2 separate regions of the Homo sapiens genome follow, and region 1 is linked to region 2. The links are chromatin loops, found by intact Hi-C in ENCODE. Cell type or tissue: ascending aorta. All regions are shown on one strand. Each heading gives the region's core, and the rest is flanking DNA. Links, peaks and the distances in the headings are about the cores only. Region 1 holds the start of PCDH10 (protocadherin 10). Region 2 has its middle 450 kb from the start of PABPC4L.

Region 1 (11,735 bases), core at 2,239-7,238, 600 kb after region 2:
AAGCAGAGGCATATTTAAGTTTTGTTGTGATAAATGACTTTATGATGCACAGGGATGCCAGATATTACAGTAGCTAGGATATATTAAAATGCATAACTTTAACACTGCTCTTACAATTTTTTAATAGCTCAAATTGGCAGCTCAAAAGTTAATAAGTTTAACTTAATTTTTCTTTTTCTCATTCAAATGCCTTACTATGGAAACTGTGGGATTTTAGAACAGAAAATTACAGACCAAAACTCAATTAAATTAAAAAAACAATTAAATAGACTTTAGGGATACAAGTGCAATTTTGTTATGGTGGTGTAGTCTGGATTTTTAGTGTAACCATCACCTGAATAATGTAAATTGTACTCATTAGATAATTTCACATCCCTCACCTGGCTTCAGTCTTCCCACCTTTCAGAGTCTCCAATGTCTATTATTCCAAACCTCAGTTTTGAAATTTTGGTAATATCTAATAAATGTTTCAACATATACCTTTTACTTGCAATCTCTTTTTCTAGTTATTTATTTTTTCCACTTTTCAGAAATAATCTGTTCTGCAAGGGATGATAGCTGATGTGATAGACTGCCTGTTATGCAAAGATATATTTAGACAAATTTTAAAGTACATGGTTTTCAACTGGCAAGTAACTTGTCCTGTACACTCACAGGCAGTGGATATTTCCATTGAGACCAAATTGTGATTTCAAAAATTTTAGAATTCAATTTGTGCTACTTTTTCGGTGACTGTCATAATACAATATTGCGTGAACATTTCTTTTTGTGCAACAAGCTTTCATTCAAAGCGTTTATTTTTTTCCAAATATGATAAATTAATTTTAAAGAAGATATAAAACTTTTCATTTTTTGAGATTTCTAGTCCTCTTTTAACGACTTAAAATACATTAATTGTAACCACAAAAATTGCAGTATGTTTTAGAAAAACATGGTTTTGAAGCAGATAGTTATTAACATAACTCACTCATGAAAAAAATCAAAATATGCCCATCAAAATTTTCTCCCTACCAATAATCTTTCAAAATGTATATATTTTTCACCATTTCCTCTCAATATTTCATCTTCTATATTGCCTCCAGTTATAAATCTCTGCACATTTTCAAGTTGCAGCTCAAAGTTTCACCAGTGAATAAGGTTTTATAAATACTGGTGTAAATCCATTTTATATATAAACCCAAAATCAAACTTGGCAATTATCTAAATTCTTAATGGAGTTTGGAAATAGGTATTTGTGTTTATAATAAACCAAGAATTCTATTGCTGACACTGTAGTAATGCACTGGCTTAATGCATTTCAATGGTATATTTTATCTACTAATTTGAAATTATTGACCAATCAAATCACTTTATTTTTAAAATTCATAGCCAAATTTTGACCATGCATTATATCTATAATTAGTTAGAAACTAAACATATTTGGAAGATAAGTTCTCCTATAACTGAAAGAAAAAATTATTGAAGAGAAATTTGACAATTTTCAGAGAATGTCTAACAAGTAATTCAATCACTTATTAGGATTATCTCTTCAACATATTTTTTTAAAGGCACAAGGTATTAAAAATAAATCTATAATTAAGCTTAGCATTATTGACAATGTAGGTATTTTATAACGGGAAAAGCAACCTCTCACTACTAAACAGATCACTTTAGATATACCTCAAATAATATTAAAATGTTTAAGAATATACAATTTAAAATATTCTATCTGTATCCTAAAATAGAAGAAATAATTATGCTTTAATGATATAATAAAGTTGAAAATATATTTCTTTAAAGTCCAATTCTTTGGCTGTTTAAGCTGTGATTAATCAGTTTTTCCTCTTGTGATGGTTTATGTCTGCATTTGCCACTTCTCCTTGGACTACTGCCATATCTAACCAATACATCAATAGTTCACTGAAAAAAACGGGAAGCACCTTGACAAGGCTATAGAAAGAAAGTGCCACAGAGCAGTGGTCAAGGCGAAGAATTTCACACATGGAGCCAGGTGCAGTGGAAAACTGAAAAAGCTTATGTGATTCTCTGTGCAGCTGCCTTCGTGTTTAAAGCCCTTCTATGAACAACATTGGTGACGGCAAATGGCTTAGAAAAAAGAAAAGCAAGAAGGAGGGGGTGGAAGATAGAACAAAAAAAGAAAACTATTCATAAAAGAATAAATAGAAGGCATATCTAAATAAATAATACAGAATAATGTTAATGTAGAAAAAGAAATAGGAATAAAGAAAAAGGAAGTTTAAACAGGTGAAGCACTAAGCTAAATAGTCTGTACACTATAGTGTGGAATATGGTACAAACTGAAAGAGAGAATTCGGAGTCTCTATCTTTCCAATGTTAGTTTTGCTTGATAATCTAACTTTTCCCTACTAAAACCTAGTTAAGTGAGATTTGCTTATTATAACACAAGGTTTTTTTCCTATCCTGAACTTAGAAAGCTATGCTATGAGTAATATTACCTAATTTTGCAAAATTGGAAAATCATTAATATCTGGCTTTACAATGAAATAAAACAGATTTATCTGAAATGGGCTTAAATTTTTGGAAATAGTCTAGCTGCCTGATGTGAGGTTTATAGTACATAACAGCAGTATGGATTGAAAAAAGTCTTTAAGCAAATGCATTTTAATTCTCTGCATTTGAGGTTTTATACTTAAAAAAGAAAACACTTCAAAATTATTCTTACAATAAAATTAGACATTAAATCTGATTGCAATTCAGCACACAAAGGTGCAATCACTTCTTAACATAAGTGCTTTATTACAATCCTAAAATAGCTATTATTGTGCCCAGTATGTTGTGGCTGCCGTGTAACTACTAATAAGATACATAAAAGGATTGTTAATTCTGTAACACTTTTACATGTTTAAGAACTTAAAGATACAAAAAAATTTTAACATTTTGATAAAAACAAAAACTGCCTGGCTGAAATGTTTTCCACAACACATTTTAACATTTTAGTATTCTTTTAAATGCTTTGACATCTCCAATAATTTGAAAGAAACATTACAGAAATGGTAACACTGAGTGACTGTGAAATAAAGTAGCTACTGGGAAGATGCACTGATAAGAATATGTTCTCATCTATCTTCCAAATTTGGCTCTTTTGCAGATGTTTATTCATTTCTCTTTCTTCAGTTAGGTTATTATGGGTCATTATGTCTGAGGGACTAAACTAATTGAAATGTTCATTGAGATTGAAGTGCTACAGGAAAAACAAAGCGGGGCGTGTGGGGTGGGAAAGGAGTAAAATGCATCCAAAGAAACATGCAACAGATACTCTTTAAAACATTAAACATTTTGTTTTAAAAGTTTTAAAAGGTTGACAGTTAAATTAGAAACTCTGAAAAAGAACAGGAATGAGCAATGCTAAATGTACAGTTTTTAAAGATAACAATAAATCATATGCCATATATAGGGCAAAAATGAAAGGGACTTTGTACGCACATATAAACTTCTGGCAAGATCTGGTTTGTTGTCAGGTTCCCAGACACTAAATAGATGCTCTGTTCACTTAGCGTGAAGGCCCGCAAGGGGCAGAGACCTCCGGGGATTCTTGGCAGTTCTCAAGTCTCATTAGGCCTGCATATTAATGACTCACAGCAATATAAAGAGACCCTTGAGCAGCCTTTTTTCCCTTCCTCCTGCCTGGGTTTCCCAAGGCTAAGGCAGCCACAGACACAGCACACATTAGCCAAGTGAGAGGCTTGTAGCAACCACTGCTGCCAGGCCACCATGGGGTGTACGCTGCCCTTTGACACACTGCCTCAGCACCATCCAGAGGTCCACAAGTGTGTTAAGGAATGGGTGCTCTCGAGGACTAATATCACCTTGAAAATGAGAACCTATCACTCTATGGTTATATTATTAAGTAAAATAAAGGTCCAGTCTCAAGAGAGTTGAACCCAAAGACAGTCTAAGATCGACATTTTCAGGAGTTAGAAAAGTTGACTAGCCTTTCTATTTCTTCATGTGTCAAATAAACACAAAACTAGATAGAAAAAGTAAAATATTCAACAAACACCCTTCAAAGATGAAAACCAAAAAATTAGGAAGGACACCAGAAGTTTATTAAATCATTTTCATTTTAACATACATATTTTATTTCATGTAAGAGTTTCCTTTTAGTATTAGTAATAAGAGTTACCAGGATCTCATAAAACTTGACTTTCTAAAAAGAAAAGTGAAATAAAATGAATATATAGCACATTGAAACCTATCAGTGACTACCATCAAGCCCACAAACAAATATACTCAGAGTTCACCTTTTGATGTGTCATGGACCCTGTTGAAAATATGAAGAAACCAAGGACACTTCAAAAAATACACATTATCACATATTACCTAACGTTCTGAAGCCTAAGACTCAAGATTAGAAACTCTGTTTTCAATCCATTAATGACTTTTAATCACCATTACTTTTCTCATTCAATACTTGGTGGTGTGTAAAATGCATTGCCCTGGAAAACAAGAAATGTGGATTCTAGTCTTCAATCATCCATTTATCTTCTTGTGACCTTGTGCAGGTCAATCAATTTTATTTATCTTCAGTTATCTCATCCATAAACAAGTTTAAGAATACCTTAATTGACTGAAGACTGGTAACTGGACCAAGTGAGAGAGCTATGTCTTTCTGTATGCAATGTGTCCATTAAAGAACATTACATAAGCAAGATATATTTCGTATTCTGACACTCTCTACAATGAATTCCTAACATTAACTCTCCAAAGGAACATTGCATTTTTACAATTCTCTTTAAGTCTGCAAATATCAAAGTAGAGTGACACTATTTTTCTGTAGAGTTACCAGCATTAGACCTATGGAAAATTGCCTAGGACATCATCCTTCCTACGTTTATTTTTAAAAACAAAAACTATAAAAGTTAGCATTTAGATTGCCCTTTGATCACACTTACCAGCTGACTGGGCACGGTTGGTGGCATCATGATCACTATCTCCCTGTTCACTGTCTCCATGACCACTGTCCTTAGAGCTTACTATGTCGGCTTCCTGGAATGCAGAACTAGAAGTACAAAAATGTGAATATTAGAATAAAAAAGGTGAAGAAACACAGAAAACATTCTTCTGCCACCACATGGTCACAGATGGTGCTGCAGACTCACAGACCTCTTAGTTGGCTTTGTTTCTGCATAAAGCTAGTTTTTATAGCCTAAGCTTAACTATTTAAAAATGATCGATTAACAGTCATTTTGAGCACTTAAGTCATGTAAAGTTTAGGCATTACTCTATAATTGGAGCTAAATACATGTTTATATCATTTTCATAAAATAGATATAAATATACATTTGGAACAGTGAGGAAGACTATCGGAAGCTGTGTAGGAGTGTAAATTGACAAAATATTCAAATATAGTTTAAGCGTTGTATATAAATGAAATATAATGTATAATTTTTAATGTATTGTCTAGGAAACACAATATAGTTCATATTTATGTCCTGCCTTAATTGAAAATATTTTATACATTTCAATTTTAATTTAGAATAATATACCTACTTCCTACTTTTACTAGGTTGTAAATTGTCCATTACTGCTAGGGAAAAAAAGAGTCCATACCTGTTAACTCGGCGAGGTCTGTCAACTAGATAGCTGAGCTCTGCTCGCTGGTGTTTAGTCTAGGAAAAAAATAAATAAATCAAGAGCATTTGAATGCTATGGGTTGAACTAGCAGTCTACTTTTGAGGTTAGGAACTATATCTAGCTTAAGTAATTGTATACATTTTTATGAATTTCCAAGCTCTCCTAAAACCTCATCCTAGTGATTGCTGTGTAAGGGCAGGGGAGATATGCAGGGACACTTAAATCCACATTTTAGTCACTTGTAAAGGTTAAAAAAAAATTGGCTAACTTTAAATGTGTGTGTGTTTTTTAAAGAGAAAATGCAAATGACCTCATGGCTAGAGCTCATATACTATTGTCTCTAACAGAGTCAACCTGTTTATATTCTGCTGTCTTTTCCTTCAGTGGCTTAAAAAAGTGTTTAGGTGCATACTGGTTGACACAAGAAAAACAGCACGCTCAATAAGCAAAAAGTTTGGATATTTCATGGAATTATGTTGTTGTTTATTTTCAAAATGTGCTTAAGATACAAATGAGCTGTACAAATATTCATGAAAGTCAATTAATAATATCTAAGACTCAAATAAAATAACCTGCCAGGAAAGGAGTTCATAATCCTGCCCGCCCCCCACCACCCCCATTCTTTTCCCCTCCAAAGGCCCTCTGCATTCGCCTCCCCACCTCTACCACCCACACACCTTTCCGGTCCAAGCTTTCTTTCACATAAACCAACTTTGTTCTCCCCCCAACCCCCACCCTCCGACTTTGTCACTTCTCCATCCTTTTAAAAAGAAGTCAGAATTGACAAGCCAAATTCTTTTATGAAGAAAGCCAACAGCGTGATTTATCCAAAACAGTGGCAAGAAGGTGATTATTAGCTAAAAAGATATATTTAAGACAACAATTGTTTAAGCCTTTCGTTAGTTTACTCTTAACAGGGGTTTGTGCCAACGCAGCTTCATTCAAATTCACACTGTGTGGGCGCTCGGCTTCAAGAGCGTCTGTAAATGCTGTCCAGAGCCGAACTGAAGGCTTTTTTTGCAACCCGAGTTCAGAGGAGAAGGATCTGGTAACTTGTTCACTAAAACATGAATTCGAGGTTAGACAACTGTGTAAAGTTAAACAATCTATAGCTTACTTGTACACGCGACTAAAAGCATCGTTAAACAAAGCAAAATAGAGCCAACTTTATTAATGCCTGGGACAGACGCAAAGAAAAAAGACCTTTGCCAGTGCTAGAAAGTAAGTCCCTCCTCCACATTTCCCTCTCCCTTCACGCAGTTTCCCTTCATGCCCAGGTTACTGAGAAGGGAAAGGACTGACAGGATGGAAGAGCAAAGGAGGGAGCTCCAAGGTGGCAAAGTACCAAGGGGACGGAATGAAAATAAATGTGAAAGGGTGGAACAACGCGAAAGTTAGGTTACACACGAAGGAGTGGGAGAAGGTGACCGCCCATCTCTGCTCCCACAACGATACACATAAGCTAATATCCTAAAAATAGATACAGTGCACCAGAGATACAAGGGCCGGGCTAGAGGAGGCTTTCTGATGGAGGAGATGAGAGATGGTGGTCCTTTCGCTTCAGCCTTACCTCGTTGGACAAAATGCTTCCGTTGGAGATGATATCAGGCTGCTGGTCGGTGTAACCGGTGACGATGGCCCCGCAGGGGTTGTGCTCAGTGTCCGTACTCCGCGAAGGGCTGCAGGGCTTAAGAAACATCAGGTCGGTCTTGGCGGACTCAGGGGTCAGGCATACCTGATAGCAGTAATTCTGGTTGTGGTGGTGGGAGCCAAAGCCCCCGGACTCCTCTATCGGCACCTGGGCCGGGTTACTGGGTACATTGGAGCTCTGCACCAGCATGATGTCTGACTTGCTGAGTTTCTTCTTGCGCGCCCGGGCTTGGCGGCCACAGCAGGTCGAACCTCCGCCACCGCAGCAGCAGCAGCAGAGGCAGCAATCGCTGGCCAGACAAGTATAGATGTTGAGCTTCTTCTCTTTTTGGCAACGCACGGCCAGCACGATCATGGCCAGCAGGAAGATGAAGGACACCGAGCCCAACGCGATGATGAGGATGAGGGTGAGGTCTAGCGAGGTTTCCCCGCCGCCAGAGCGACTGGGGCGCTGGTGCTCTCCTGACCCTCCGCCTCCGCTCCCGCCCCCGCCCTGGGGCTCCACGGCGCCATCCACCAGCTGAACCACCAGGGTGGCGGTGGAGGAAAGGGGCGGCTGCCCATGGTCGCGCACCTCGATCACCAGCTCATAAGGCCGCTGGGGGTCGCGCTTGGCCGGGACTCGGCGTGCTGTGCGCAGCTCCCCGGTGCGCCAGTCCATGCGAAAGAGGTTCATTTCGTTGCCACGCACGATGCTGTAAGTGAGCCGGGCGTTCTCGCCGTCGTCCGCGTCCACGGCGGCCACGCGGGTGAGCAGGTAACCCGGCTCCGCCGAGCGGGGCAGCACCTCACGCGCTGGAGTCCCGTTGCGCCCTGGTAGAGGCGCCACGATGGCAGGGGCGTTGTCATTTTGATCCACTATGAGGATGTTGACAGTGGCGTTACCAGCCAGCGCCTGGGGGCTGCCAGCGTCCCGGGCTTCCACCTGAAAACTGAAGTCCTTCAGCTGCTCATAGTCGAAGGAGCGCAGGGCGTACAAGTAGCCGTTCTCAGAGTTGATAGAAACGTAGGTGAAGACGCTCATGCCCTGGATCTGGCACTCGAGGATAGAGTAGGCAAGCTGGGCGTTGGCGCCCTCATCCCGGTCGGTGGCGCTCACCGCGTAGATGTAGGCGCCAGGCACGTTGTTTTCAGTCACATACACGTCGTAGACCGGCTGGCTGAAACGCGGCGCGTTGTCGTTCACATCCGACACTTGTACCTGGATCGACTTACTGGTGGAGAGCGCAGGCTCGCCCCGGTCCCGAGCCACTACAGTCAGGGTGTAGGAGTCCCCCGCCTCTCGGTCCAGGGGGGCTTCGGTAACGATGGTGTAGTAATTCTTAAAGGAAGACTTGAGGCGGAAAGGCACGTCTCCCAGTAGCTCGCACTGCACCTGCCCATTCTCCTCTGAGTCGCGGTCAGTCACGCTGAAAAGGGCCACCACAGTGCCGGGCGCCGCGCCCTCACTCACCGCTTCCTTCACGGTGCTGAAGCTGATCTCTGGCGCGTTGTCATTAGCATCCAGTACTCGCACTAGCACCTTGCAGTGCGCAGGCACGGCGTTGGGGCCCAGGTCCTTGGCTTGCACGTACACTTGGTACACTGGGCTCTCTTCATAGTCCAACTCGCCGCTTACCTCCAGTCTGCCAGTGCGCGGCGAGAGTCCGAAAAGCTCCCGCGCCCGGGGCGAAATGTGGCTGCTGAAGGAGTACACGACCTCACCGTTCTGGCCCTCGTCCGGGTCGGTGGCGTTGAGCTGGATCACGAGAGTGCCTGGGGGAGAGTTCTCTGGTAGGGACACAGTGTAGACGGGTTGGTCGAAAGCGGGCACATTGTCATTGGAGTCCAGCACTCGGATGGTGAGTAGGGCCGTGCCGGTGCGCTGCTGCTGGGGGGGCAGGCCTGCTCCCCCGCCACCTCCCCCTCCTTCTCCTACTCCTCCCCCACCTCCTCCGTCCACCGCGGTCAGCACGTAGCGGTGCACCGCTTGCTGCTCTCGGTCCAGTGGCTTCTCCAGCACCAGCTCAGCGAATCGGTTGCCATCCCCCTGGGTCTGCACGTCCAGGGAGAAGTAGCTGTTGGGGGTGATCTCGTAGTCGCGCAAGGAGTTGGTGCCCACGTCTGGGTCGAATGCGCTCTCCAAGGGGAAGCGAGTGCCTGGCGTGGCGCTCTCAGAGATTTCCACCGTCAGGTCTGGCTCCGGGAAAGAGGGGGGGTTGTCATTAATGTCCAGCACCTCGATCTCCACCTGGAACAGCTCCAGGGGGTTCTCCAGAAAGACCTCCAGGTGCAGGACACAGGAGGGGCTCTGTTTGCAGATTTGTTCGCGGTCTATTTTCTCGTTCACGTACAGCACCCCTGTCTCCAGGTTGAGGTCTAAGTAAGGGGTCCTTGAGTTGGGCACCGTCTGAAACCCGCGAGCCGAAAGTTTTGTAATGTCCAGACCCAGATCTTCAGCGATATTCCCCACGAAAGTGCCATGTTCCTGCTCCTCCTGTACCGTGTAGTGAAGCTGGGAAAAGACTCCTTCCACCATCCAGAGCAAGGCAAACAATAATAGCACAATCATCTCCAAAAGGAAAGGAAGTAGCTTCCCGCAGCCAGTCAGCCACCCAATCACCTCCCCCACCACCACGAAACAAAAAAAAATCTGAAAAAATACAAATAAAAGTGCGCTACGTGGGGGCTCCTGTGGCTTTCTGTCTTTAAAAATCTTACTCCTTTTGCTTCATTTTAGAGCTTCCCGCAATCCAGCCTCATTTTTTTTTAAATCTTAGCACAGGAAGGGTGACAGGCGTCCCCTTTCCTCATCTGTAATCTTTCCACTGACTAATTAATAAAATAACAATAATACAATAGTCAGCGTCCTTTATTCCGACAGTCTTGGCGCTGGCAAATCCCAAAGAGGAAATTTCGATATTTCAAGACTGTCCTCGGTTTGTCTTCTTGCTGATGGGAGGAGAACGAGGAGGAGGAAAAAGAGGAGGAGGAGGAGGAAGAAGAAGAAGAGGAAGAGGAGAAGGAAAAGGAGATGCTGTTGGCACCGTTAAACATGCCTCTTAATGTCAACGGCTGGCAAATGCAAAAGGGCTTAAAATCAGCGATATAATTTTGTGCCGGAAAAGCACAGAACGGCTCTGCAGCTTAAAACTTTCATTCTCTTCATTTCTCCGGATGGATGTTCTTCTTGACATTTTTTTCCTCTTTCGCTCTATTTGTATTTTTTGTCTTTCAGAGTCTTGGTTCCCTCTGTCCTCATCTCCACCGTTACTTGCCTCTCTGTAAGTGTAATGAGCAGTTTCTTTTCTGCTGTTTTCTTCCCAAGCCTCTTTCCCTCTAACCTGTCTCTTTTTCCTTCCAGTCCTTCCTTCCTCCTGCTTCAGCCTCTGAGCCTGTGGTCTGGGCTGGCAGTTTCTGAGCTCCGAGCGCTCGGCTTCTCCGTTTTTGCGCAGCGCCCTCATTCTGCCAACCAATCGCCCAGGAGCACCACCCACCGAGCTGCCGATGATTGGCCAAACTGGCCGCCAAACAGACACGTCACGCGGCAGCCGGGCGGGGCGGGACAGAACTCTCGCCCGAGCGGCCGGGGTGAGTGTGAGTGTGAGAGCGAGAACAGCCCCGCAGGTCCCGAGGCGCTGGCTGGGGACAATGCCGCGGAAAGTTCCCAGTCCCCAGCCGCAGGTAATGGGGAGGGAATAGAGAGGTTCCCCTGTTTGCATCAGCAAATGCGAAAACATAATAGCAACAGCTGCGATATCCTCTCCTAGGAGCGGGATTTCCAATGATGCTAACATTCTTTTTCCTTTAAGGTATTTTCCCTAATACGCATCATGGAAATAAATCATCGAGAAGGGAAAAAGTAGCGCAGGGCCCACTAATTGGCAAGGGTTACCTAATTAAGGGACCCTAGCAGAGACTGGCAGGGCATTTTAAAAGTGAGTATTATATGGCATGTGTCAATCTAAAGGTGAGGGGGTCTGACGGGGCCGTGAGGAAAGGCGCGAAGCATACGGAGTAGGGGGTGGAGGTGACTCCTAAAAAGCGGAGGAATTCACGCTAAAGGATGTGGGGATGACAGCGCTTACAGACGGGCAGACGCGTTCGACGTGCTTCTTTCCTCCCAAAATACATATTCACAAAATACTTACCAAGTAGATTAACTCACTCGAGGACCTAGCTTCGAGCCGTGAGCGCGTTCATCAGTGACTGAGGAGTTGATTTGAGCCGCTTCCTACAAGCCCGCCATCCTAACGCCGGGCTCTGGGGCATCCGGCACACAGCACCGCCAAGCGCTGCAAAGCGCCTCTGATATCCCTGCGCCTTGTGCGGCCAAGTGCCACGCAGCGGCTGGGAACACCGGCTATTTTCTATTTTTTTTTTGGCAATTGGAGATCGATCCCTTTACCCACCATGCTAGATTAGACCACTGATTTCTGCCAATCCTGGGGTCAGCCCGCGGGATGAGGACAGTGGGGCGGCGGCGAACGCGGGCGGGGTGGTGGGCAGGG
Region 2 (11,735 bases), core at 2,874-7,873:
TGGAGTGCAGTGGTGCGATCTCGGCTCACTGCGAGCTCTGCCTCCCAGGTTCACACCATTCTCCTGCCTCAACCTCCCGAGTAGCTGGGACTACAGGCGCCCACCTCCATGCCCAGCTAATATTTTTTATTTTTAGTAGAGACGGGGTTTCACCGTGTTAGCCAGGATGGTCTTGATCCTGACCTCGTGATCCACCCGCCTCGGCCTCCCAAAGTGTTGGGATTACAGACGTGAGCCACCACGCCCAGCCTGCCAGATTGCCTCTTCAGACAGGACGCTGACCCATTCCTCCTCACTGGGTGAGGCCTCCCTGCAGGAATTTTAGCAACTCTAGCCATGGATTAGGGAGGAATTCTGATCTCCCTGGGACTGAGCCCTTGCGGGGAGGAGTGGCTGTGGTCTCTGCAAACAAGCAGACTTAGTCTTTTGTCCTGCTGACTCTGAGGAATCTGGGCAGTCCAGACGAGTGGGATTCCCCCCAGTGCAGCACACTCCCTCCACCAAGGGGGAGGCAAAGCACTTTATTAAGTGGGTCCCAGATCCCATGCCTCCTGACTGGGTGAGACACCTCAACAGGGGTCACCAGACACCTTGTATAGAAGCATTTCCACCAGCACCAGGTCAGAGTCCCTGTGGGACAGAGATCCCAGAAGAAGAGGCAGTCATCTTTTCTCTTCTGCAGCCTCCACTGGTGACATCTCCGGGTGCAGGAGAGACCCAGGAAATTCAGGTCTGGAGTTCACCCCAGCAAACTGCAGCAGCCCTACTGAAGAAGGGCCTGACTGTTAAAAGAAAAACAAACATACAAAAAGCAACAACAACACAGCATCAATAAAAAAATTCCCACGAAAACCCCATCCAAAGGTCAGCAGCCTCAAAGATTGAAGCTAAATAAACTCACAAAGATAAGAATCCATGAAAAAAATGCCAAAATTCAAAAAGCCAGAGTGCCTTTTCTCCTCCAAAGGATCAAACACCTTTCCTGCAAGGGCACAGAACAGGGCAGAGGCTGAGATGGATGGCTAGATGGAAGTAGGCTTCAGAAGGTAAGTAATAACAGACTTTGCTGAACTAAAGGAGTATGTTCTAACTCAATGCAAAGAAGCTAAGAACCATGATAAAACATTACAGAAGCTATTAATCATAATCAGTTTAGAGTGGAACATAAATGACTGGAAGGAGCTGAGAAACACAAAACGAGAACTTCACAATGCAACCACAAATATCAATAACCAAATAGACCAAACAGAGGAAAGAATTTCAGAGCTTAAACACTATCTTGCTAAAGTAAGACAGGCAGACAAGATTAAAGAAAAAAGAATGAAAAGAAATAAACAAAACCTCCGAGAACTATGGGATTATGTAAAAAAGATTAAACCTATGACTGATTGGGATACCTGACAGAGACAGGGAGAACAGAACCAAGTTAAAAAACTTACTTTAAGATATTATCCAGGAGAACTTCCCCAACCTAGCAAGACAAGCCAACATTCAAATTCAGGAAATTCAGAGAACCTCAGTAAGATACTCCATGAGAAGATTAACACCAACACACATAATCTTCAGATTCTCCAAAGTCAAAAAGAAGGAAAAAATTGTAAGGGCAGCCAGAAAGAAAGATAGGGTCACCTACAAAAAGAAGCCCATCAGACTAACAGCAGACCTCTCGCAGGAAACCCTACAAGTCAGGAGAGATTGTGAGCCAATATCAACATTCTTTAAAAAAAAGAATTTCCAACCAGAATTTCATATCCAGCCAAACTAAACTTCATAAGCAAAGGAGAAATAAAATCCTTTCCAGACAAGCCAATGCTGAGGGAATTTGTGGCCCTATGTTTGCCTTGTAAGAGCTCCTGAAGAAAACACTAAATGTGGAAAGGAAAAACCATTATCAGCCACTGCAAAAACACACTGAAGTACACAGAACAACAACACTACGAAACAACTACATCAACAAGTCTGCAAAATAATGAGCTAACATCATGATGACATGATCAAATTCACACATAACAATATTAACCTTAAATGTAAATGAAATAAATGTCCCAATTAAAAGACACAGAATGGCAAACTGGATAAAGAGTCAAGACACATTTCTGTGCTGTATTCAAGAGACACACCTCTCATGCAAAGACATACATAGGCTCAAAATAAAGGGATGGAGAAAAATTTACTAAGCAAATGGAAAGCAGAAATTGACAGGGGTTGCAATACTAGTTTCTGACAAAACAGACTTCAAACAAACAAAGATCAAAAAAGACAAAAAGGACATTACATAATGGTAAAGAGATCAATTCAATAAGAAGAACTAACTACCCTAAATAGATATTCACCCCAAACAGAAGCATGCAGCTTCATGAAACAAGTTCTTAGAGACCTACAAAATACCAAAACAGCATGGTTCTGGTACAAAAACAGACACATACACCAATGGAAGAATAGAGGTATCAGAAATAAGACTGCACATCTACAATAATCTGATCTTCAACCAACCTGACAAAAACAAGCAATGGAGAAAGGATTCCCTATTTAATAAATGGTGGTGGGAAAACTGGCTAATCATATGCAGAAAATTGAAACTGCACCCCTTCCTTACACCTTCTACAAAAATTAGCTCAAGTTGAATTAAAGACTTAAATGTAAAACCAAAACTATAAAAACCCTAGAAGAAAATCTAGGCACTACCATTCAGGACATAGGCATGGGAAAAGATTCATGATAAAAACACCAAAAGCAATTACAACAAAAGCAAAAATTGACAAATGGGATCTAATTAAACTAAAGAGCTTCTGCACAGCAAACGAAACTATCATTAGAGTGAATAGACAACCTACAGAATGGGAGAAAATTTTTTCAATCTATCCTTCTGTCAATGGTCTAATATCTAGAATCTACAAAGAACTTAAACAAATTTACGAGCCAAAAAAAAAAAATCCCATTAAAAAGTGGGCAAGGCCGGGCTCACACCTGTAATCCCAGCACTTTCGGAGGGTGAGGTGGGTAATCACAAGGTCAAGAGTTCAAGACCAACCTGACCAATATGGTGAAACTCTGTCTCTACTAAAAAGTACAAAAACTAGCTGGGCATAGTGGCATGAACCTGCTACCATGTCCCAGCTACTCGGGAGGTTGAGGCAGGAGAATCACTTAAATCCAGGAGGCGGAGGTTGCAGTGAGCCAAGATTGTGCCACTGCACTCCAGCCTGGGCAACAGAGTGAGACTCTGTCTCAAAAAAAAAAAAAAAAAAAAAAAAAAGTGGGCCAAGTGCATGAACAGGCACTTCTCAAAAAGACATTTATGCAGCCAAGAAATATATTTAAAAAGCTCAACATCACTTATCATTAGAGGAATGCAAATCAAAACCACAATGAGATATCATCTCACACCAGTCAGAATGGCAATTACTAGAAAGTCTAGAAACAACAGAAGCTGGCAAGGCTGTGAAGAAATAGGAACAGTTTTACACTGTTGGTTGGAGTGTAAATTAGTTCAACCATCGTGGAAGACAATGTGGTGATTCCTCAAAGACCTTGAGGCAGAAATACCACTTGACCCAGATATCCCATTACTGGTTATATACCCAAAAGAACATAAATAATTCTATTATAAAGATACATGCACACGTATGTTCACTGCAGCACTATTAACAATAGCAAGACATGGAATCAACTCAGATGCCCACCAATGATAGATGCAATAGATAAAACGTGGTTCATATACACCACAGAATACTATGAAGCCATTAAAAGAAATGGCATAATGTCCTTTGCGGGGATATGGATAGAGCTGGAACTCACTATCCTCAGCAAATTAACACAGAAACAGAAAACCTAACACTACACATTTTCACTTATAAGTGGGAGCTAAACAATGAGAAGACATGGACAGAAGGAGGAGGAACAATGAACCCCGGAAGCTGTTGGGAGGTGTGGGAAAAGGGATCAGGATAAATAGCAATTCATGTGGTGCCTAATACCTGGGTGATGGGCTGACAGGTGCAGCAAACCACCATGGCACATGTTTACCTGTGTAACAAACCTACACATCCTCCACATGTATCCCAGATCTTAAAATAAATAAAATTTAGAGTATGATCTTTTACCAAAAAAAAAGGCATGGCCTTTACAAAGTGTTTAAGTCATGAGGGCTCTGCTCTTGTGAACAGATTAATGTCATTATTGTGGGAATTGTTTAGTTACACTAACAGCAAATTGTTCTAAAATAAAGTTCACTCCTTTCTCTCTCTCTGTGTATATTTGCCCTCCACCATGCTGTAATGTAGCAAAAAGACTCTCCCCAGATGTCCACATCATGCTTTTAGAATTCCCAGCCTCCAGGGCTATGTGACATAAAATTTTTCTTTATAAATTACCCAGTTCATGGTATTCTGTTGTAGCTGCATAAAGTGAACTAAAACACTGCACAAAGCTGAGAGAATAATTAGGGAGTATGATGACATGTAAATAGAAACTTTCTAAACTGAAATGCAAAAAACAAATAAAAAAATAGTATCCAAGAACAGTAGGACAATTTCAAAAGGCAGAGCATGCATGTAATTGGAACATCAGAGAGAAAAAAAATAAAGAACCTTGATGAAAAATATTTGAAGTATTAATAATAATGGCCAAGAATTTTTAAAAACTAATTACAGACACCAAATCACAGATCCAAGAAGTTCAGATAATACCAAATATAATAATTACAAAGCATTTCTACCTAGGTGTAACATATTCAGAATGCAGCAAGCTAAAGACAAAGACAAACCTGGTTAAAAAGAACCAGGGTAAGCGGGATACCTTTCCAACAGAAGAACAAGAATAATAATTATATTGGGCTCAATATCAGAAACTTTAGAGCAAGAAGAGCACAATTTGAGATATCTAAAGTGTTCCAAAAAATACCTGGAATCCTAGAGTAAAATAAATTGTTCTTCAAAAATGAAATAGGCCTAAAGACTCTCAGATAAACAAAAACTGAAAGACATTTTTGCCAGGAGGTTTGCCCCACAATAAATATTAAAGAAGCTCTTTAGAAGAAAGGAAAATTTTATAGATCTGTAACTTAGGTCTACATAAAGAAAGAGAAAGTGTCAAAGAAGGAATAAGTTAAAGTAAAATACAATATTTTATTTTTGTATTCTTAATTGATTTAAAAAAAACCTCTTGTTCTAAATAATTACTGTAACAATGAAGTCATTGATTATAGCATATGGTTAAGTGAAAATGAATGACAGTAATATTATTAGAAGTAGGAGTGAGAAACTGAAACTGAGGCTGGGGTTGCCCAGAGCCTTAGGGGCCCATCCCCAACCTCCAGTGTGTCCAGAAGGCAGGACATAGAGTGAAAGATTACTTTTATGCCTCAAGATTTAATGTTTGCTTTGGGTTTTAGACTTACTTGGGAGATGTTACCCCTTTATTCTTTCCTAGTTTTCCCTTTTGGAACGGGAATGCCCACCCTATGCCTGTCCCACCATTGTATTTTGGAAACACGTAACTTGTTTGGTTTCACAGTTCACAGGTGGAGAGCAATTTGCCTCAGAATTAATCATACTTTGAATCTTACCCATATATACTTTAGATGATGCTCAGATGACATTTTTGAACTTAGACTTTAAAATGAATGCAGGAATGAATTAAAACTTTGGGGCTATTGAGATTGAATTAATGTACTCTGCATGTGATGTAAGAACATGAATCTGGGGAGGCGGGGGTAGAATGCTATGTTCTGAACATGTTCCCTAACACTCTTAAGTTGAAAGTTAATCACTAATGTGATAGTATTAAGAGGCGGGGCCTTGAAGACATCATTAAGTCATGAGGGCAGAATCCTCATGAATGGGATTAATGACCTTATAATTCCTTTTAACTCCTTCCAACATGTGAGGCCACAGTAAGAAGTGCCAACCTAAAGCAGATAGCAGCCTTCACCAGACAGTGAATCTGCTAGTGTCTTAGACTTGAACTTAGACTTCCCAGCCTCCAGAACCATAAGAAACACATGTATGTCCTTTATAAATTACTCAGTTTCTGGTATTATACTATAGCAGCACAGAAGAACCTAAGACAACATATTTGAATGTTGGCATTGATTGGAGGTGTATATTATAAACTCTAGTAAAACCACTAAAATAAGATTTTTTAAATTAAATAATTTAAATAATTAGCCAATAAATTAGATAAAGCGGAATTATAAAAATCTTCCATTTACACATGAGAAGGTAGAATGATAAAAATAAGTATGAGAGAAAAAGTTAAAAATAGCTAACAAGAGGTTGCATTATAATTCAGTCATAGCAATAATCATTTGAAATGTAAGTGGTCTAAACAGAACAGTTAAAAACATAGGTTTAAAAAATTACATAGGAAAAGAAGTTTCAAGTGTATATGTCTACAAGAAACCCACTTTAATATAATAACATAGAGTGGCTAGAAGTAAAAAGATGAGAAAATATTTCTTGCAAACACTAACCAAAAGAAAGTTGGCATATTTATACTACTATCGAAAAATTAGACTTAAAAACAAGAAATATTATTATGAATAAATATTATTATGAATAAAGAATATTATTATGCATAATGAAAAAAGAGTCAATTTTTCAAAAAGTTGTTAATGTCCTAAATATGTATGTACCTAAAAACGGAGCCTGAAAGTACATGAGGCAAAAACTAATGAAATTGAAAATAGAAATAGATAAATACAGAATTTTAGTTGGAGCCCCAAACAGTCCTCCAAGTAATTTTTAGCACAAATAAATATAAAAACAGTAAGGATATGAAAGACCTGAAAAACATTGGAATTCAGTAATAGATAACTGGAAAATTCCCAAATATTTAAAAATTAAGCAACAAACTTCTAAAAACCTCATGAATCAAAGATAAAGTCCCAAGGGAAATTTTTAAAAATATACTGAATAGAAATGAAAACACAACATAGATATTTTTAAAAACACAAACGGTCCAAATTTAGGATATGCAGCTAAAGCAGTTCTAAGAAGGAAATTTATGATGTTAAATGCTATAATAGAAACAATAAAAGTTCTCAAATGATAATCTAAGATTCCATTTTAAAACACTAGGAGAATACAAGTAAATCCAAAGCAAGTAGAATAATGAATATAATAAAAGTTGAAATCAATAAAATTTAAAACACAACAATGATAAAGAACACTAATGCAACCAATAGCCCATTCTTTAAAAGTATTATTCAAATTGAGAAAAGTCTAGCCAGAGTGGCAAAAAATTAAAAAATTGAAGACACAAATTACCAATATCAGATACAAAAGAAGGGATATCACCACAGACTCCACAGAGGTAAAATAATAATAAGGGAATGTCATGAATAACTATATTACTATAAGTTCAAAATGAGGATGAAAAGACCAGCAGTCCCCAACCTTTTTGGCACTAGGGATGGGTTTCATGGAAGACAATTTTTCCACAGACGGGGGTGGAGAGATGTGGGGAGATGGTTTAAGGATTAAACTGTTTCTCCTCAGATCATCAGGCATTAGCTTTTCATAAGAACCATGCAAACTAGATCCTTCACATGTGCAGTTCACAACAGGATCCATGCTCCTATGAGAATCTAATGCCACCACTGATCTGACAGGAGTTGAAGCTCAGGCTGTAATGCTTGCTCACCTCCTGCTCTGCAGCCTGGTTCCTAACAGACCACAGACCAGTCAGTACCAGTCCATGGCCCAGGGGTTGGGGACCCCTGAAATAGACCAATTTCTTAAAAGACACAAACTAATAAAACTGACTCAAAATAATATATATAATTTTAATAACTCTATACCTATTAAATAAATTGACTTTCTAGTTTCTAACTTTTCTGTAAAAGAAAAACTCAAGGGTTATATAGTTTCACTGTCAATTTCCACCAAACATTTAATGAAGCTGACTTAGGTCAGCTCTTTTCTTTTCTATCCCCTTCAGTTTGTTTATGTAATACATTTCTAGTATAGTTAAATTCACCTGTCATAGCCTCAAATCAGTCTGCACACCTATGTCCTGGTTGATTTGTTGAAAAAATATTATATACAATAAAATTTAGACATTTTGGTGGATAATTGTATGGGTTGTGACTAAGTTATAAAGATGTATGGCTACAGCTACAGTTTCATACAGAACACTCTCAATGTTTAGTATGTGTATGTGTGTGATAATTTTATATTTATAACTACTTGCAAAAATGGCACAGAATTTTCATGTACCATTTACTCAGCTTTTTCTTCTGTTAAAATGTTACATAACCATAGGAGATTTATCAAAACTAAGAAATTAACTTTGTCACGATACTTTTAACTATAATATAGACCTTGTTTGGATTTAGCCCGTTCTTTCCACTGTGATTTTGCTGTTTGAGGATCCAGTCTGGTATGCTACATCACATTTATTGTATTCTTAGTTTCCTTCATTCTGTGATCATAACTCAGTCTTCTCTTGTCTTTTATGACCTTTGCACTTCTGAAGAATACTTGTCATTAATTTTTTATATAAAATGTCTTTAAATTTGGGGTTGTATATTTTTTCTTTCATGATCAGAATGGAGGTGTTCACTATTGGGAAAAGTAAAACAAAAGTACTGTGCCCTCCTTATTCAGAAGGTATTTGATATTTACAGGTATTGCTAGAGGTCTTGACCTTGATCATCTGATTAAAGTTGATTCACTATGGTGAAATTATTATTTTTCCCTTTGTAATTAGTAAATATTTGGGAGAAGATACTTTGAGATAATTCAAATGTTCTAGTTCTGCTTAAACTTTTCTCAACAATATTACCATCCATGAGTAGTAGTTACTCAGTCTGCAGTAACTTTCTTCTATCTCATCAAGAAACCTAGCTCAAATGACCTACAACATATTTACTTATTTGTTCAACCATAGTATACAAAAACAATTGTTTCCAAACTTCTAAACCACATCTCTGTGAGAAACAATTTACTTACTATAATAATAGTTTACAATATTATTGTTCAGTTCTTTTTATCTTTAGCCGTTTGATATCCATTCAGTGTCTTCACTGATACAAGATAATAAATTGATATTATTTTCTGATGATAATTTATAGTAAGGCTATGTATTTATATCAAGCTCTATTGTTACCTGAAATGTATTATATGGCTTAAAGAAATTATTTTCATTTTTTTAACACATGGGGTCTCACTTTGTCACCCAGGCTAGAGTGCAGGGGTGCAATCATAGCTCATTGAAGCCACAGCCTCTTGGGTTCAAGAAATCCTCTCACCTCAGCCTCTTGAGCAGGTGTGACTATAGGCATGTGCCACCATGCCTGGTTATTTTATTATTACTACTATTTGTACAAACAGAGTCTCACTACATTGCTCAGTCTGGCCTCAAACTCCTGGACTTGATCAATGCTCCTGCCCAAAGTTCTGGGATTACAGGCATAAACCACCACATGTGTCCAGCATTCTTAATTATTATATTGTCACATCATGTTCTTACTCATGATAAGGCACCTACGTTCAAATTATTAGAAAGAATACATTTTTATATGAAAATAAGTCACCAAACTTCACATGAAAGAAAGAAAAGTAGAAAAATTAAGCAGCAATTTTACATGGGTGATTTAGTGGAAAAAAAGGTCATTTAAAAAGACATATAAGTCTGCCCATATATCACAGGATCTATGTTGAACACAATTACCAAATCTTCTAAATTTTAAGTAAAAGAAAATGAAATTAGGTTCAGATTCATCTCATTGTCTTTATATAATGATATATATATATGTGTGTGTGTGTGTATATATGTATATATATAGTACACATTTATATAGGCTCTTTAAAATCTTTATTGCTCCCTGAAATTTATTAAAGAATAGTCATAGATATCTAAGCTTAATGGCTCTTCAGAAATTGGACCAAGTACCAAAAAAAATCAGATAAACAATATCAAGGCAATAAAGTGAGAGAACAAAATCTTTGTCACAGCAAGTAAAGAGAGATCAATGTTTTCCATGTAACATAAGATAAAAGCATACAATCAGGCATAGTTTTTTTTTCTTGGAAATATTGCATTAACTTTAACTTTACTAAAATATGTGCATAGACAAATATATAATGATATAAATAAGTTTGAACATTAGACACTATTTTAAATAGCATTTGTTTTGACTCATTTGCTGTCTCTTTTCTTCATAAAATATACTGAACATGAATGAGAAATGCTATTGTATTTATGAAAACTAAAGATGTTTTAAAAAGCCTTGAAAAAGCTAAGGCACTAAAAATACTTGCTGGTGAATAGATGTGGGTGACACAACTACAAAGGATCAGAAACGTTAAAAATATACTGCATTTAGTATATTTTTACAAGAGTCTCTGAATTCTCACTTCACTTTAAAAAAACTGAAAATGAAAATTGCAAAAAGTATGACATAGGTATGTTTTATAAAGAAAAAGTGATCAATATTTGCACTCAAAATAGGGAGAAGAAGCTTGGCCCTATAACAAAATATAGCAGAATAAATATATTTTTATATATGTGACTTTTTAGAAAGCTAAGATGATTTACTTTTTCATTTAACCCAAACTCCTAGTTCCAACGAATAAGAGAGTTTCTTGCCCTTCCTTCATTCCCAGACATGAGGGACAAGGATTTTCATTTCATGCCATTTGTTTTCATACTTGTCTTTTTTATTACTTTCAAGTATTTTGCTTTTGATTTTCAATATATATTTAATATTTTAGTGTTCTTTCTTGTACCTTATTTCACTAAATTGTTATATATATGCATTTTTTTCTTATTTATTATATTTACTTTTTATCATATTTAGTAGAAGACTTTTTTCACCTCCTGTTTTGATTTGTTTATTTAATTTTATTCTCTTATCATCTTTGACTATTTCTTCTCCATGGGTGATTTTTCTGTATATTTTTCTTAGTCTTTGTATCTCATTTTTACATAGAAATTTTGGAATTTGTGCTTTGTCATTCATATGTAAGAACATAATATAATTCTAAAAATATAATGTGGAGCTGTGTGTACATGTGCGGAATATATGAAATATCCAACTTCACCTTAGGACAAATGAAAAAGCAATCTGCCACTGTGCTGGTGATGTTTAAACACCACAAAGAGAAAGGGCCAATGCTAACATTAGAATTCTCAGTTGACTGCCATTTTTTTCAATATTAGAAAATAATTTTTTATGTTGTTTTGTTTTTAATTTTGCCAAATGGTTATTTATTTGCCTGTTTGGGGTCCAGGGTTACATAGTTAACTGCTAGTGTTCTGTGCCATAGGTAAAATAAGAGTTGGTTTAGGTATATCAGGTTTACTTGTTCCTCTTCAGCCCACATCTCAACATCGTTACACTCAATTCTCCAAAGCTCTCTGGAACCGATTCGCTCCCTATTTTGATGCTATGCTCTTAGGTAATAAGTTAAGCTGTGATCTCAGCTGCTCTGCCCTCTTTCTTTACCATAATTTAAAGAAATTGCATAAACTACATGAATACTTTTGTTCTTTTTGCCTTCTTGAATAAAAAAACTTTCACGTTTACTTTTAAGTCTCTACTGTTAAACATCTACTAATTTTATTTATACATTTCTTTTTTAAAACAAAATAAAAGTTTTTTTTAATTTTAGATTAATTATTTCTTCTAAAAAATGGGACACATGTGCAGAAATGCAGGTTTGTTACATAGGTATATGTGTGCCTAGGTGGTTTGCTGCACCCATTGACCTGTCCTCTAAGTTCCCTCC

The links. Hi-C counts contacts between places; a loop is a spot of excess contacts. Peaks named below come from ENCODE experiments on the same cell type or tissue, not always from the same donor. Only the 100,000 strongest peaks of a DNase experiment are listed, where the experiment ranks them.
Region 1: it touches region 2 in a loop (3-fold over the local background); 1 of 110 quality-filtered maps calls a loop at or near these places.

What each region holds. Positions count from the first base shown.
Region 1 is chr4:133,148,202-133,159,936 of GRCh38, reverse strand. It overlaps PCDH10 (protocadherin 10), which reads right to left and starts at 10,643. Exons shown (of 5, transcript NM_032961.3): 1 at 7,166-10,643; 2 at 5,572-5,630; 3 at 4,914-5,020. The coding sequence starts at 9,796. PCDH10-DT (PCDH10 divergent transcript) reads left to right here and starts at 10,821. Exons shown (of 9, transcript NR_125885.1): 1 at 10,821-10,908. RefSeq lists a silencer at 10,590-10,729 and an enhancer at 10,840-10,899. In ascending aorta, for the core only: a CTCF peak has its summit at 5,091; DNase peaks (open chromatin) are centred at 5,076 and 7,236; H3K4me3 peaks cover 2,637 bases; H3K27ac peaks cover 1,699 bases.
Region 2 is chr4:133,748,285-133,760,019 of GRCh38, reverse strand. No RefSeq gene overlaps it. Among named protein-coding and RNA genes, the nearest start is that of PABPC4L, 450 kb to the left of the region's middle. In ascending aorta, for the core only: no CTCF peak of the experiment used is centred there; no DNase peak of the experiment used is centred there; H3K4me3 peaks cover 332 bases; H3K27ac peaks cover 397 bases.